2 separate regions of the Homo sapiens genome follow, and region 1 is linked to region 2. The links are chromatin contacts, found by POLR2A ChIA-PET in ENCODE. All regions are on one chromosome and are shown on one strand. The core of a region is the stretch at or near the end of the contact, and the rest is flanking DNA. Distances in the headings are between cores, read along the strand shown. Region 1 has its middle 16 kb from the start of SLC22A23. Region 2 holds the start of PSMG4 (proteasome assembly chaperone 4).

What was found. ChIA-PET counts read pairs that join two places held with the same protein, here RNA polymerase II (POLR2A).
Region 1: POLR2A ChIA-PET joins it to region 2 with 10 read pairs in MCF 10A. The contact joins the enhancer-like site here to the promoter of PSMG4 in region 2. POLR2A ChIA-PET finds 5 or more read pairs at or near these places in 3 of 52 experiments (MCF 10A, activated CD4-positive, alpha-beta T cell and endothelial cell of umbilical vein).

The regions. Positions count from the first base shown.
Region 1 is chr6:3,469,649-3,477,043 of GRCh38, forward strand. No RefSeq gene overlaps it. Among named protein-coding and RNA genes, the nearest start is that of SLC22A23, 16 kb to the left of the region's middle. RefSeq lists a cis regulatory region at 3,396-3,876 and an enhancer at 3,487-3,781. Within about 2 kb of position 3,668, at least 3 of the 41 ENCODE cell types and tissues checked have a DNase peak (open chromatin) inside an H3K27ac peak, as active enhancers do.
Region 2 is chr6:3,254,174-3,261,762 of GRCh38, forward strand. It overlaps PSMG4 (proteasome assembly chaperone 4), which reads left to right and starts at 4,774. Exons shown (of 3, transcript NM_001128591.2): 1 at 4,774-5,023. The coding sequence starts at 4,850. RefSeq lists silencers at 4,594-4,843, 4,964-5,083, 5,134-5,233 and an enhancer at 5,354-5,483.

The DNA.
Region 1 (7,395 bases), core at 2,418-4,917, 210 kb after region 2:
AGCAAGAGTTGGGCCCAGTGGGCTTCTCTGACTCATACCTTTGCTTCTGGAACTGGCTTCCTCTCTGCCCCAATACCAGTGACCTTGGGAAATCCCAAATCACTTCCCTCCAGGAAAATGTCCACTTCCAGCTCCTCAGGCCAGTACTGTCAACCACTGCGCGCTCCCGGGAGCCATCCCTAAGCCCTTGAGCCCTCTGGAAATCATTTACAAAGTCAGGAGGATCATTTTAGCATTAGCCTTTATTCCCTGAACAAAACAGGCCCCTAGACAGTGAGGGCTTCTTATAAAGTTGCCTGACTCTCCTTTGCTTTGGGTTCCGGGATAGACTCAAAACCTCTTGAGTATAAAATTCTGTAACTTCCACTCTGTCTTCATTATGTGAGATGTTCAGAAAACCCCACTATTGGAAACAGAACTCACTAGACACTCAGGTAAACTACTTTGGCCTTTCATTCGACAGCCACCGTTATTTGAGGCCCCTTAGGGATTCACCATCGGTGCCTGGAGCGAGTTTGAAAGTCATCAAAGGAGCCAGGTGTGGCTCTGGAGGTCCTCGGGAATCTCTCTCCAGAAGGAATCCAATCAAGGAAAATCTAAACTGTTTCCTGTGACTGTGTATCATGGTTTTGCCCTTTTCCTCCACCTAGTTCATTTTAAGAGGATCTTAATGCTGCCTATCAGATAAGAATGTTATGTATAAAATTAGATATTTTAATACAAGCAAGCCTGGACTTGTACAGACAAATTTCTCACCTCTTCCACAGAGGACAATAGACTTCTGAAAAAGGTGCTGTATTGTCTAAACCCCTCTGGCCCCCTCTTCCTGATATTGCATTTGGAGTCTGCCGCACGTTCTTTTGAATAGTCTCAATTGTGAGAAATTTTTTATGCTCTCGACTTTAAGAAAACTGAGTAAAAGTCAATTGAAACCAAGTTTAGCGATTAAACTGAGAAATACCATTTGGGGTTTAAAATAACCCGTGACTATAAAATAAGAAGGAAGGATTTCTTTTGTTGTTCTTCGAGTGGCTCTGATGGTAATTATTTTCTTCTGAGACACATGAAAGCTTCCAGGAAGGAACCCTCATCCGGGTGGGTGCAGTGTGGAGGTGGGGTGAGATTAGGCCTCTGACTGCGAGAGAGCCCGCTTTCTTCTCTATCGCTACTTTCAAACGCCACTCCTTTTGATGTTGGCTAAGAATTTATCCTTCACATTTCCATTTAACGAGAGTGACAATGTGTCTAAACCCCAAGAGGAATTGGCTAAGAATTTAAATCATTCCTTGCCCATATGTCCTCTCCGTAAAGGTACGTTTTATATTTGTAGCTAGTCTCATAGGCCTAGCTTTCGAAGACGGGTAAGGTAAAAGAACCAGAAAACAAAGTCGAAATGGTGTCCCCTTCCTGTAGGCTCGCTTTTCTTTCTTTCTTTTTCTTTTTCTTTTTTTTTTGAGGCAGAGTCTCACTCTGTCGCCCAGGCTGGAGTGCAGTGGCATGGTCTCGGCTCACGGCAACCTCTGCCTCCCAGGTTCAAGCGATTCTCCTGCCTCAGCCTCCCGAGTAGCTGGGATTACAGACGCGTACCACCATGCCCGGCTAATTTTTGTATTTTTAGTAGAGACCGGGTTTCTCCATGTTGGCCAGGCTGGTCTCTAACTCCTGACCTCAGGTGATCCGCCTACCTCTGCTTCCCAAAGTGCTGGGATTACAGGCATGAGCCACCACGCCCAGCCCTCTTTTCTCCACTTTTGATTCCTTCCCTTCTTCCTTCAAAGGAGCACGCAAGGGCCAGGTCCCAGTTCCTGTCCTCAGCTCATTAGATCACAGGTTGTGAAGAGCTGGCACAGATTCAGCACACTTGGAGCCAAACACAGCTGTATCAATAGTTTGATAGGGATCTTCAGTTGCCCAGATTAATATGCTTATCAGCTGCTCAGGGAAAATCATTCAGGTGGCCCCTCTCCTTCCTCCGATGACCGAACCCCACCCCATGGTTTCTGGACTCCATCCCAAAGTCTCTAATTTTCCCCTCAAAATTGATTCTTCACTTGCTTAGGTAGTGTCTACACTGGAATTCAGCCTCACTGTTTGAAGTTGTCTGTTACTAGGAGAGTCTGTTTACATTAAGCCCAAGTGTGAACTCTCACTAATTAACGCCATTATGTAGCTTTGCAAATAACCACTTGTACTTATGGCCAGGAGAGGAACATTCTTTTTACTGGTTCCAACAACTGCCTTAAGGTCCAGTGGTGGTTAGTCACAGTAGAAGAGGGAAGGCAGCCGCTGGCTAAGGGCTGAGCTTGCTTATGTGTTGGCTAGTGCACCACAACTAGTTCTCTTCCAAGACAACGAGGAATTAATCATGGCTGCCTTTCTCAGGACTGTGAGGTTTTTGAGTGATAGCAAATAATGAAGCTAAATGGAGCCTCTAGCCATCTACTGAACCCCCCCATTTCTAGGAGAGGAAACAGGCCTAGGAAAGTGGAATCCTTTGACCTAAATTTAAGAGTTTATTAGAGGCGGCCGGGCCCGGTGGCTCACACCTGTAATCCCAGCATTTTGGGAGGCCAAGGTGGGTGGATCCCTGAGGTTGGGAGTTTGAGACCAGCCTAATCAACATGGAGAAACCCCATCTCTACTAAAAATACAAAATTAGCTGGGCATGGTGGCACATGCCTGTAATCCCAGCTACGTGAGAGGCTGAGGCAGGAGAATCACTTGAACCCAGGAGGCGGAGGTTGTGGTGAGCTGAGGTTGTGCCATTGCACTCTGGCCTGGGCAATAAGAGTGAAACTCCATCTCAAAAAAAAAAAAAAGAAAAGAAAAAGAGTTTATTCGAGGGTGATACGGTCCTAGAGCTCAATTCTTCTGGTTCCCAGCCAGTACATTCTCCATGCTGCCTCCCTGCAAACCGAATCTGTGTAGAACACCTTCGTTTCACCAGTAATGAAATGGCTGACAATAGGGTATTTTCCTGTCTTGCACAGATGATGGGTTACACGGTCATTTCCCAGCTTCATCTCTCTGGAAACAGATGGCTTAAATCTATTAAAATGGGTTTTCTCTGAGTTCTTCCATGAAACATTAAGCTCTGGGAAGGTCCAACTGTGTTTCCTTCACATTTAGCACCTAGTAAATGGTGCGAATGAAGGGTTAGCATTCAATAAATGGTGAATGAAAGAAGCAAGGAGAAACTAGCTATCCCATCAAGGACCAAATTGGCTGCCCTGTTAGTTAACCAATTAATGTAGTTAACCAGCCACTGGTGGAAGCAAGTTCCACTATGGGAAGCTCATCTTGCACTTCTATTATCTGGATGAGGTTGCTTTATTTTAAAAACATCAGTGCAATATTTAAAATTCAAAATAAAAGTATTACTCATCCAAAGTTTCTCTTTATCTCCAGATCCTTAATGATATGAGTCCTCAAAAGAGAGTCAGTAATTTTAAAAAGAATAGTCTCTCTTAGGAATTCTGCCCTGCTTGGAATTTCTACGCCTTTTTCAAAATTTCTAATTCTTTTTCTATCAATCTCTGACCTCAGCACTCAGAGTCTAGGAAGAGCTTACTCATGTCCCCCAGGGATCATTTCACAAACATCTGAGAGCTCCTCACCAACCAGACAATGCACAACACTGGCTCCCATGACTCAGCATGAATTCAGACACACACACACACACACACACACACACACACACACACGTGGGTGGTTTCTGCGGGTGCTCTGCAGGAGCTGTGTTTGGAGCGGTTTGGGATGGGCTGTGGGGCTGAGTGAAGGAAGGCGGCCCAGCTTCCAGCTCACTCTTTCCTTTCTGGTAACATAATTAAAATGCTACACTAACAAAAGTGAAAGAGCTTTGCAAAGTTAAAAATGGTGCAAATTCATTATTTGTTAAATGACACTAATAATGAATTAGTATCGTTATTATTATTATTATTATTATTATTATTATTATTATTATTATTGAGACAGAGTCTTGCTCTGTCACCCAGGCTGGAGTGCAGTGGTGCTATCTCGGCTCACTGCAACCTCCGCCTCCTGGGTTCAGGTGATTCTCCTGCCTCAGCCTCCCGAGTAGCTGGGACTACAGGCACGTGCCACCACACCCGGCTAATTTTTTGTATTTTTAGCAGAGACAGGGTTTCACTGTGTTAGCCAGGATGGTCTCGATCTCCTGATCGCGTGATCCGCCTGCCTCTGCCTCCCAAGTGCTGGGATTACAGGCATGAGCCACCACACCTGGCCGTCATTATTATTTGGCATGAAAGTGACTTCCAGTTCCAGTGACTGAATGTGGAGGGGGAGGGGAAAGGATGGCTGCTCCAGAAGGGATTGGGTGGTGGACTTATTTATTTTTTCTCTTTTTGGCAAATAAACTTGACCTGGTGATGGAGGCTTCTTTCAGCACCAGAGCCTAATGCAGATGTCTCCTCCTGGCTCTGGATTTCTGTGGGTGTTACTTGTTTATTGGTAGTTGTTTATATTTAAAACCATGTGGTAGTTTGATGGTGCCTGTAAATAGAATAAAATATTTCTGCTGCTTTTCTACCTGCTACCAAGGCATTTTTAAATGTCTCTTAAGAAAAGCAACAAGAGCCGGGTGCAGTGGCTCCCACCTGTAATTCCAACACTTTGGGAGGCTCAGACGGGTGGATCACCTGAGGTCAGGAGTTCGAGACCAGCTTGGCCAACATGGAGAAACCCCGTCTCTACTAAAAATACAAAAATTAGACAGGCATGGTGGCATGCGCCTGTAATCCCAGCTACTGGGGAGGCTGAGGCAGGAGAATCACTTGAGCTGGGGAGGCAGAGGTTGCAGTGAGCCGAGATTGTGCCACTGTACTCCAGCCTGGGCAACAAGAATGAAACTGTCTCAAGAAAAAAAAAAAAAGCAACAAAACGACAACAAAATGTGATAAAATACTATTTAGTCCAGTTAACGAGGGCAGTGCGGTCACTCACTCAGGCCCATGTACCCTGTGTGATGGCCTCTGAGCAGCAGTATGGATTCTAGACTTCCCGTCTTCTACATCCACAGGTGGAAACCCGGGGGGCACGTTCAAAAGGAAACACTTTTTTCTTTTTTCTTGAGACAGAGTCTCACTCTGTCACCCAGGCTGGAGTGCAGTGGCATGATCTTGGCTCACTGCAACCTCCGCCTCCTGGGTTCAAGCGATTCTCCTGCCTCAGCCTCCCAAGTAGCTGTGACTACGGGCACGTGCTACCACGCCCGGCTAATTTTTTTTATTTTTAGTAGAGACAGGGTTTCACTGTATTAGCCAGGATGGTCTCGATCTCCTGACCTCGTGATCCACCTGCCTCAGCCTCCCAAAGTGCTGGGATTACAGGTGTGAGCCACTGCACCCAGCCAAGGAAACACTTTTGAGCACCACTTTATTAGTTAATGCTCATAAGAGTTTTTTAAGTTGCTCATAATTTGGGGGATTGTTTTCACAGCGAGAGGAATGAAGAGTGGCTATGAAAGGTGTCATATGGTGGGATTCTCTGTGACACATCTTCATTCACATGACACAGTAGAAAACTCTGGAACGATGTGAGATAAGGGGGTCATCTACAGCCTTGTTGAATTTAGGGCAGATACTCTTTGCCTGGGGTTTGTGAAAACTGAAATTATGTATTGCTGATTATGTGCATTTGTCTGGGGAAAAGGTCTCTATCTGCCATTAGGCTTTCAAATGGGGCCAAGAGTCCTTGAAAGACTAAGAGTTCCTGAAGTGGAGACATTTTTTACATCAATTTATTAAGATGTGCTATAAAAAATACTACTTTGCTACAAAATGTTAAACATGCACAGTTTTTTAAAATGCCAATAATTTTTAAATAAATTTAATCTATTTTAGATTTAGAACTTTAAAAGATAATAAGAAATTAATTCCACGTATTAAAGTGTTCCAGAATCAGAACATTCCATTCCCTGAGTGAACATTTTTAGTATGGATGATGGCCTTACCAGTGTCTTAAAAATGTGGATTCTTCATTTATTCTTAAAAGATTCACTGAACTCATGCCATGTGCTGTGTACTATAAGATGATGGACAACCCCCCAAAGGTTAATGGGACTAATATGGAATTCACTGTCTGGTTAGCAGCTGATAACAGTGTTTCAGATCTTGATAAAATAAAGTGTCCAGCATACACAGATAACTCCTGCTCTAGATAGGGGTTCACAGCAGTCTTAGAACATGCAATCCTTAAACTCCATCCAGGTAGAGGCTTTGGAGTTATCTAGGTAACAATATGGGCAGTGGACAGAAGGGACAGAGGCAGCAGGAGCAGTTTTGTGTAGCCTACCTAGGTTTTAATATACATAGGAATGACCCGGGGCTTGTGAAAATGCAGATTCTGAAAGTCTGGGCGGGGGCCTGAGAATGTGCATTTATTTCCAAGATGCTGCTAGGTGATGCGGCTGTTGGCAAACCTCACTTTGAGTAGTGAGGGGAGGGAAGGAGTCCTACCAGGCCATTTAGGGACCTGCAAGCAGCTCAGGAGGACTCAGAAAGGGGCTCAGGTCACCTTGTTCCAGATGCCTGAAAGAATCTCTCTCTGAAATATTTTGAACATGCAGAAAAGTTCAGAGAATAATAATTGCTATACAGATTTGACAAATGTGGGTTTCTAACCACATCTGCCGCATGATTTCTTTTCTGTTTTCTTTTTTGAGTCTTGCTTTTTTAACCAGACTGGAATGCAGCGGCACGATCACGGCTCACTGCAGCCTCAACTTCCTGGGCTCAGGTGATCCTTCTACCTCAGCCTCCCAAATAGCTGGGACTACAGGCATGTGCCCATGCCCAGCTAATTTTTTGTATTGTTTGTAGAGACAGGGTTTCATCATGTTGCCTAGGCCGGTCTCAAACTACTGGGCTCAAGCGATCTGCCTGTCTTGGCCTCCCAAAGTTCTGGGATTACAGGCGTGAGCCACTGCACCCAGCCTGCTCCATGATTTCTGACACTGTGGTGGAAATTCCTTTCTACTCCTCCCTCCTCCCAGCCCCACCTGTTCTGCAGCAGAACCCCCATTCTGATACTGGTGTGTATCTCCTCTACCCATGCATAGGTGTACATAATCAACATTTAGTAATGTTTTCTATTTTATACAAATAATACTTCATACAGTTTTCTACAGCTTACACTTCACTCAGTTCCATGTTTTCAAGACTTGTCTCAGTTGATATTTGGAGATCTAGTGTATTCATTTTGAACATCTATTTCTGCATTATTTCTATGAATTTATTAAAATGTATGCATTCGTTTACTTATTGGTGAATATGTAAGTCATTTTTAATTGTTCATTCTCAAAAACAATGATTTGCAGGGATTTTTGTGTATCCGGAATACTCATTCCCTATCAGTTTCATGCATTACAAATAT
Region 2 (7,589 bases), core at 3,524-6,023:
CTCAGGGATTGTAAACGCACCAATCAGCATCCTGTCAAAAAATGGACGCATCTGCTCTTTGTAAAACGGACCAATCAGCTCTCTGTAAAACGGACCAATCAGCTCTCTGTAAAACAGACCAATCAGCTCTCTGTAAAATGGACCAATCAGCTCTCTGTAAAATGGGCCAATCAGCAGGATGTGGGTGGGGTCAGATAAGGGAATAAAAGCAGGCTGCCCGACCTGCTGTTGGTGGCACATCTGAGGAGGTATGGCTTTGTGCTGTAATAGTTTTCTGCTTTTTTTGTGTGTCTTTTTAGATAAATATTGTTGCTGGTGGTTTTTTGTGTATGTGTTGGGTTTATGAGCTGTAACAATTATCTGGAAGGTGTGCAGATTTGTTCTCGGGGTTTGTGAGGCTGGGAACCCAACGATGGAAGTAAATAATTCCAGTAGGCGTAGCTTTAAGAGGTGTAACACTGATTGTGAAGGCCTACAGCTTTGTTCCTTCAAGCTGCGAAACCACTAAACTCAACAGAAAGAAGCTGTGGGATGCGCCTGGACACCAGAAAAAACAAACTCCCCCTGTGCCTCTTTTAAAAACTGTAATGCTCACCTGTAGGGTCTGGCTGAATGCTTGGGGTCAGAGCAACAAGACACCAATTCTGGACACAGTGGGACCTTAGAAAACACTTTAACTCAGGGTGAACATGAGATGCTGGAGGGTGACTCCGACCTTGTAAGTGAATGATCTCTGAGCTGGTGCTTCAGCCATTCTCTCACTGGGTGTCAGCTGTTGGGTGTTGCAGAGCATGTGATGTGGCTGTGGATCCCATGGACCTAGCGCACTCCCATGTGGGAGCGCTGGGATAATGGCGCTTTCTGATTCTCTGGACAGGAACAAACACACTTGGAATATGCTTCTATTCCTAAGAAGTTGGCTGCATAGGAGCACAACATCACCAGCTTACCACGTATTGGTCATTCTCTTTGAGGAGCAGGGCCATACTGACGGCTTACATGTGCGCTCTGGTGGAAGTAGGATGTTTGGTGGCAGCAGGAGCAAAATCAACTCTGGTAAGCCTTCCATGCTGTTGGGTTCTGTGTTACCACGGCTGTCTTACGGGTCTATCGGTGCCCATCCTGGGAGAGTGGTGGATGAGGCTAACGGCAACTGGTGGAGTCATTCTATGTAGTTGCTTAATTTTTCCTGTGGTGGATGATGTTTGTTGAGTGATAACATGACAAGGATTTTCACACTTCGTGGACACTCCAGCCACATGCCCCTTCTCAGACCACCACCTCTTTTATCTTCCCGTCTTTCTCCCCAAAGGTACCTAAACTGCCTGGCCAGGTCATTCCCCACTGCCCATGAGTCTGTATAGACTCCAACCTTGGGCTGCTGTTCTGTTTACATGAGATGGTTACCCAGACCCACTGCCTGAGTGAGGCAGAAGTGCAGCTGTCATCTATTTGTAGCTTGCGCCCACAGACAAACGAGTCCGAGAGCCTTAAGTGATTTGTATGAGATCCCTCCTATGGCCAAAAGCAGGAACTGAAGAAGGGGTATTGGTAAAACAGGTGGCAGTGGGCAAATGCACCAATGTGATATTCTGTGGAATGTCCAGAGAGTCCCAATCTTTTCAGACAGGGCAGAGATTAGAATTGTGGGCAAAACTGTAAATGAATGTCGTCCATCTCACGTGAATGCAAATTGTTTTGTCTTCCTCTTTCCTGATTGGGATAGAAAACACATTTGCTGCATCCTTGGTCACGTACCATGTACCTATGGCATTATCACACCACTCTAGCAAAGATTCCACATCTGCTATGGCAGCCACAATGGGGATTGCTTCTTGGTTGGGTTTATAGAAGTCAATTGCCATCTTCCAGGACTTGACTGAATTAAATAGCAATATGAAGTCTACCACCACTGCATCCTTTGGCTCCTGAAGGGTGGCACAAATTTTCACCATCCTCCCCAGGATGGAATACTGTTTTTGACATGCTTGCTTGGCTGGGGGAAGGGCAATAATTCTAGAAGCTTCCACTTGGTTTTCTCCACTATGATAGCTCCTACCCTATAGGGCACAGATCCAATGTGGGTGCTGGGCTAATTTCTAGGTATATATATCCCAGTTATACATTTGAGGACCAGGGAAATGACCCCTGATGGGTCCACAGACCCAGTGGACCTTTGGCGAGGACTCCCTTTATTTTCTGTTCCTGTATGGATGGTTCCCCACTCGAGAAGGACTGTGATGACACTTCAGTTTCCCCAGATCTCAATTCCAGCTCTAACCCTTCAAATGTTGCATCTTCCTCCTCCTGTGATGTGTGGCCAGCCACTCGGTCATTTGGGGAACGGCTGGGGCGATTGTTACGGCACATGGTGGTGCCGGGGACCTGGTCACCTCTCCAGTTGTTGGGTTCCAGGCCCAGGCATCATAATGTTTTTGGGGGGTGACAACATTCAGCCGCCTGACCATCCATTCTTGATTTCTTTTGATAGTGTAAGGTGAATACCGCCCTTGCAGTAGGCAGGGTGGGCTGACTCCCTGGGCACTCTGGAGCCAAAATGGCCCATCAGAGTTGTGAGTTGTTCTGCACTGGGGCAAACTGGCCTGGCTTTCATAGTCTGCCTCCATCAGTTATTGTATGTGGGCTGCCACGGGGAGGGTGTGCAGACTCTAGAGGAGGCCGTGGCAGAAGGTAGGATTTGTAGCAGTTGGGACAAGTTTTTTTTGAAGTGGACCTAGGTGGCACATGCAGGCTCTTTGGAGACGCATCACAGATAATGAGGGGGGTTCCTGAGGACGTGAAAGGACAGGGTCAGAGCACAGGTGGATGGATTGACCTTCTGTACAAGGAGGGACATCTTTATCTTTCACTGTCACAGAGTGAGCAGAAGGAAAGATAGGGTCCAATGAAGATAAGCATTTTAGGAGAGGGACAAGGAGCTGGGAAAATCTGGCTTTGTCACCTCTATTTTCTGCATAACATCAGAAGCAAGGGCATCTGCTGAACTTGGGTTTGGGTCAGCTCAGGGTTTGGGGAGCATAGTCAAGGGGAGTGAGAGAGGACGCTGTCTAGGGACTGCAGGGCAGTGTTCCAGGGCCGCTGATGTTGGGCATGACTGGCTGTGACCCTCTGCCTGTGTGTTTCCCGAGCAGTGACAGCAAAGCTGGAGAGAGAGAGGAGCATTGAGGTTTTGAGACATGTATAACCAGTGAAACCATCATTACAATCCAGATTGAGAAATTTGCCATGCCAGCCAGGCCTTGAACTCTCCACCGGTCGGTAACTTTGTTTCCTTAATCTTTGGGTCCTCCTAGCTGATTGAAGGGCCTCAAATCACAAAGTAAAGGGATAAAACAATTATGGTGTAGCCATACAATGGAACACTGCTTAGTAATACAAAGACACAAGCCATTGACACACAAGCAGATGAACCCAAGATAATTATGATGAAGGAAAGAAGCTGGACAAAAAACAGTACATACTGTGTGATTCCACTGATACAAAACTCTGGAAAATGCAGACTAATCTGTGTGGCAGGAAGCAGATCAGTGGTTGGGGGCAGGAGTCATTACTGAGGGCAGGAGGGAGTACTGGACGCGTTCACTTTGTGGATTGTGATGATGATTTCACTGGCTATAACGTGTCAAGACTTCAATTTGTACACTATATATGTGCAGTTATTGTATGTTAATCACATTTTAATAAAGCTGTTAAAATATTGACCTGAAAATTAACTGTATTATTGAATCATCGATAATTAGCAAATAGAACTATGGAAAATGCCCTCTTAAATTTCAATTTAGTCAACTTAGATCTATTAGAGATTTTTAAAGCAGACCTTTTATAGTTCCAAGTTAAATCTCTAAAGTCAGTTGTAACAGAATCTGACAAAATGGGCTGTTTTCTTTTACCACCTTCTCTCTTAACCCATCAAGGCTTCCTTTTCTCAACTCTGTAATGTCCTGAAGTGTTCAAGGGGTCTCCCCATAGGTATGACAATGGGATGATTGGATGATTGTTGGTGCTTCCCATTAATCTCTCTTGAGATCCTTTCCACGTCTCCGAAAGGCACCTGTTCTTATTTGCATTTTGCAGATGAGGAAACTGAGTCTCAGAGAGGTTAAGGGGGTAGCCCGAGGCCATGTACATGACTGCAGCTTGGGACTCGGCGTCCAAAAGGGTGCCTGCCCATCCTCCTGCCAACTTAGTTGACACAATTTTCCTTTCTAAAGGCTTTCTCCCAATACCGTTGCCATTCTTAATTAGGGCTGGGTGCCGTCGAAGCCTCCTTGGAGTTAAAGGGCTGCTAGGAGGAGGAGGTGGGACGGGAGGTGGCCGTTCTCAGAGTGCTTGAAGAACTAATTAAAAATCAGTCTTTTTAAATTTTTAATTAAATTAATGTCTGTAGGGCGAAGTGTCACGGCCTGGGAGGACGGTGCGGCTGGCTTCAGCCCTTGAATGCCCCGCGTCAGTAATAATTAGGGGGTGGGGGGAAACAAAGCGAGGGTGAGTTCTGCTGGGCGCCCGTGGACTCCTAGAGGTCACTGTCGCACTCTGCTACTCAAGTGGGTTTCCCCAGCCCGTCCAGAGAGGTACTGGTGTGCGGGAGAGGCCAGCAAGACAACCAGGGACAGCTACTCCGCCCAGGGCCGGCAGCCGCCCCGCCTCGACCACGCCCCCAACCCAAGCCCGGGATCGCCCCTCCCCGACCACGCCCCTCACCCCCGCCCTTCCGGGGCCGAAAGCGAAAGCGCGCTCGGTCTCTCGGTGCTCGCTCCATCGGGTCTGGCGGGGCTGGCAGCGGCGAGGACCCGGGTCTGGCGCTGTGGGCCGGGAGCCGTGGGGCGGCATGGAGGGGCTGGTTGTCGCCGCCGGCGGGGACGTCTCCCTGCACAACTTCAGCGCGAGGCTGTGGGAGCAGCTGGTCCACTTCCACGTCATGCGGCTGACGGACTCGCTGTTCCTGTGGGTGGGGGCCACGCCGCACCTGCGCAACCTCGCCGTGGCCATGTGCAGCCGCTACGTGAGTGCCTGGCGGCCGAGGGTGCGGGCGGCGGGGCGGGGGCGCGGGGGCGCCGGGCCTGCGCGAGCTGCAGCCCCCCAGGCTTCTCTTGGGTCCACAGGGCGCCCTACTCCCCCGAAGCCCACCCGTGGGATGTCTTAGGAAGCCCGCGGGCGCCAGGGCCTGCACCACCTCGGGAGCTGCGCGCGGGCCCCGGGCCCCTCTCCTTGTCCCGCCGCCCCGCAGCTGCGTCCCGCACTGGTCTCTGTAGGTCAGAATGTCTTGGGTCTGTCCTCGCCACACGCTCGCTGGGGGACGCGTCTGCCTCGTAGCTCTCCTGCCATCTGGATTTTGAGCACACTGATAATTTTTTGGGGACTCTTGCGTCTCCACTGGATGTCTCAGGCATTTCGCACTAGGCACACATCAGGCTCTCTTCTCCAAACCTGCTCCCTCCTCCGCCTGACTGGCGCTGTGATGGCAGCTCCATCTTCCTGGCTGTGCGTTCAGAGCCTCGCAGTTGTCTTTGATTCCTCTTTCTTCACACTCCACGTGCTGAGTCCCTAGGCACTGCCGCCAGTCAAAGCAGACAAAACCCAAGCCGCCCTCACCTTCACCCTGCCGCGCTGGGCCAAGCCTGGGACATTATCATTTCCCCTCCTCTCCCGCCTTTCCGGCTTTGCGTGTCGCCGCCTGGTTTCTCCTGGTTTCCTGAGGCAGCTGTAAGAAAGTGCCACAGACCGCGTGGCTTAAAACAACAGAGGTTTATTCTCAAAGATCTGTAGACAAGGTCTCTCACTGTCACCCAGGCTGGGGTACAGTGTCATTATTATAGCTCACTGTCACCTCAAACTCCTGGGCTTAAGTGATCCTCCTTCCTCAGCCTCCCGAGTAGCTAGGACTACAGACATGTGCCACCATACCTGGCTAATTGTGTTTTTTTGTAGAGATGGGGGTCTCACTATTTTGCCCAGGCTGTTCTTGAACTCCTGGCCTCAAGTGATGATCCTCCTTCCTCAGTGAGCCCGACTCTTCTCATAAGGACATCAGTAATGTTGGATTAAGGGCCCATCCTACTCCAGTATAACCTTGTCTTAAATTGTATATATATATATATTTTTTTTTTTTTTTTTTGAAGCAAAGTCTTGCTCTGTCGCCCAGGCTGGAGTGCAATGGCGTGATCTTGGCTTACTGCAACCTCCGCCTCCCAGGTTCAAGCAGTTCTGCCTCACCCTCCTGAGTAGCTGGGATTACAGGTGTGAGCCATCACGCCGGGCTAATTTTTGTAGTTTCAGTAGAGCTGAGGTTTCATTATGTTGGCCAGGCTGATCTCGAAATTCTGACCTCGTGATCCGCCTGCCTCGGCCTCCCAAAGGCAAGCAAGTCCCTTTGGAAGTAAAGAATCTTTATGCTAATCTTTATCCTAAAGTGCCGGGATTATAGGCGTTAGCCGCCGCGCCTGGTCTAAATTACATCTTATTTACATCTGCAGAGACCCTGTTTACAAACAAGGTCACATTCATAGGTACCCAGAGGTTAGGACTTCAACATATTTTTTGGGGAGACACAATTCAGGCCACAACACTGCCTTGTAACCAGGGCAACAGAATGATAGTTTTAAGACTGAAGTTGGATATTTTCATTTCTCTGCTCAAAACCTTTCACGAGGTGAACTCGGAGCACTCGAAGACTCCAGTGACCTTCGGGCTCTGTTACCTCTTAGAGCTCCTGCCTGTCCTCGAGCTGGGCAGTGCTGGCCTCCCAGCCGCATTAGCTCCCTCTCTCAGCCGTTGAGTGTTTCACGGTGAGGTTTGTCTGCTTGCCCAGGGTGAGCGTCTGTTTCTCTAGCTCCTGATGCACCGCTCTCTAAGTCCCTGTGGAATGAATGAGTGAGGCCCCCTCAGCGAGACCCTTCTGAAGCCAGTGAGGCAGTGATGACTGAGGGTGCTGGGGGCAGGAAGTCATGGGTGAGCCTCTTAGCTGTGCACAGCGGCACCTGGGAAGGCCTTGGGAAGGAGATGGCATCTGGATTCCTTTCTTGCTTTTCTTTTCCTTTTCCTTTTTTCTTTTTTTCTTTCCTGGAGGGTCCTGGCAGTGGACCTTTGAGCAGGCGGCAGCGGAAGAGGCCTGGGGGACCAGGGGTGATGGGTGGGGCTGTGTGCTCTGTGCCACCTCGCATTCTCTCTTTATCCCAAGGCATAGTGGGCAGGGCTTTGGGCACTGGTCAGATCTGGTGTCGCTGCCTTGTGCCACTTTGTGCAGTGCTGGTTTGGGCTGGTAAGTTTGGAAGAAGTAGGCTCCTCCTGTGGGTGGTTTTGGTCACCCGACCCCATGGTGGTCACAGCTCCCAGTGAGGTATATTTTCTCATCTGGAAAGTGCCCCTCCAGCAAAGCCAGGCAGGAAAAGGAACAGGGGATTGATTGAGTTACCTGACTTGTCAGAAGTCCAGTCCCTCTCACTGGCCGCAGTGTGCCTGGGTGTTCTCTCCAGGGGCAGAGAGCCGAGCCAGCTGGGGAAAAGAGGTGTAGGCATTAGCTTAAGGCAGGAAGCCCAAGGTTCCTGTGACCCGTGGGGCGGCCCTCCATC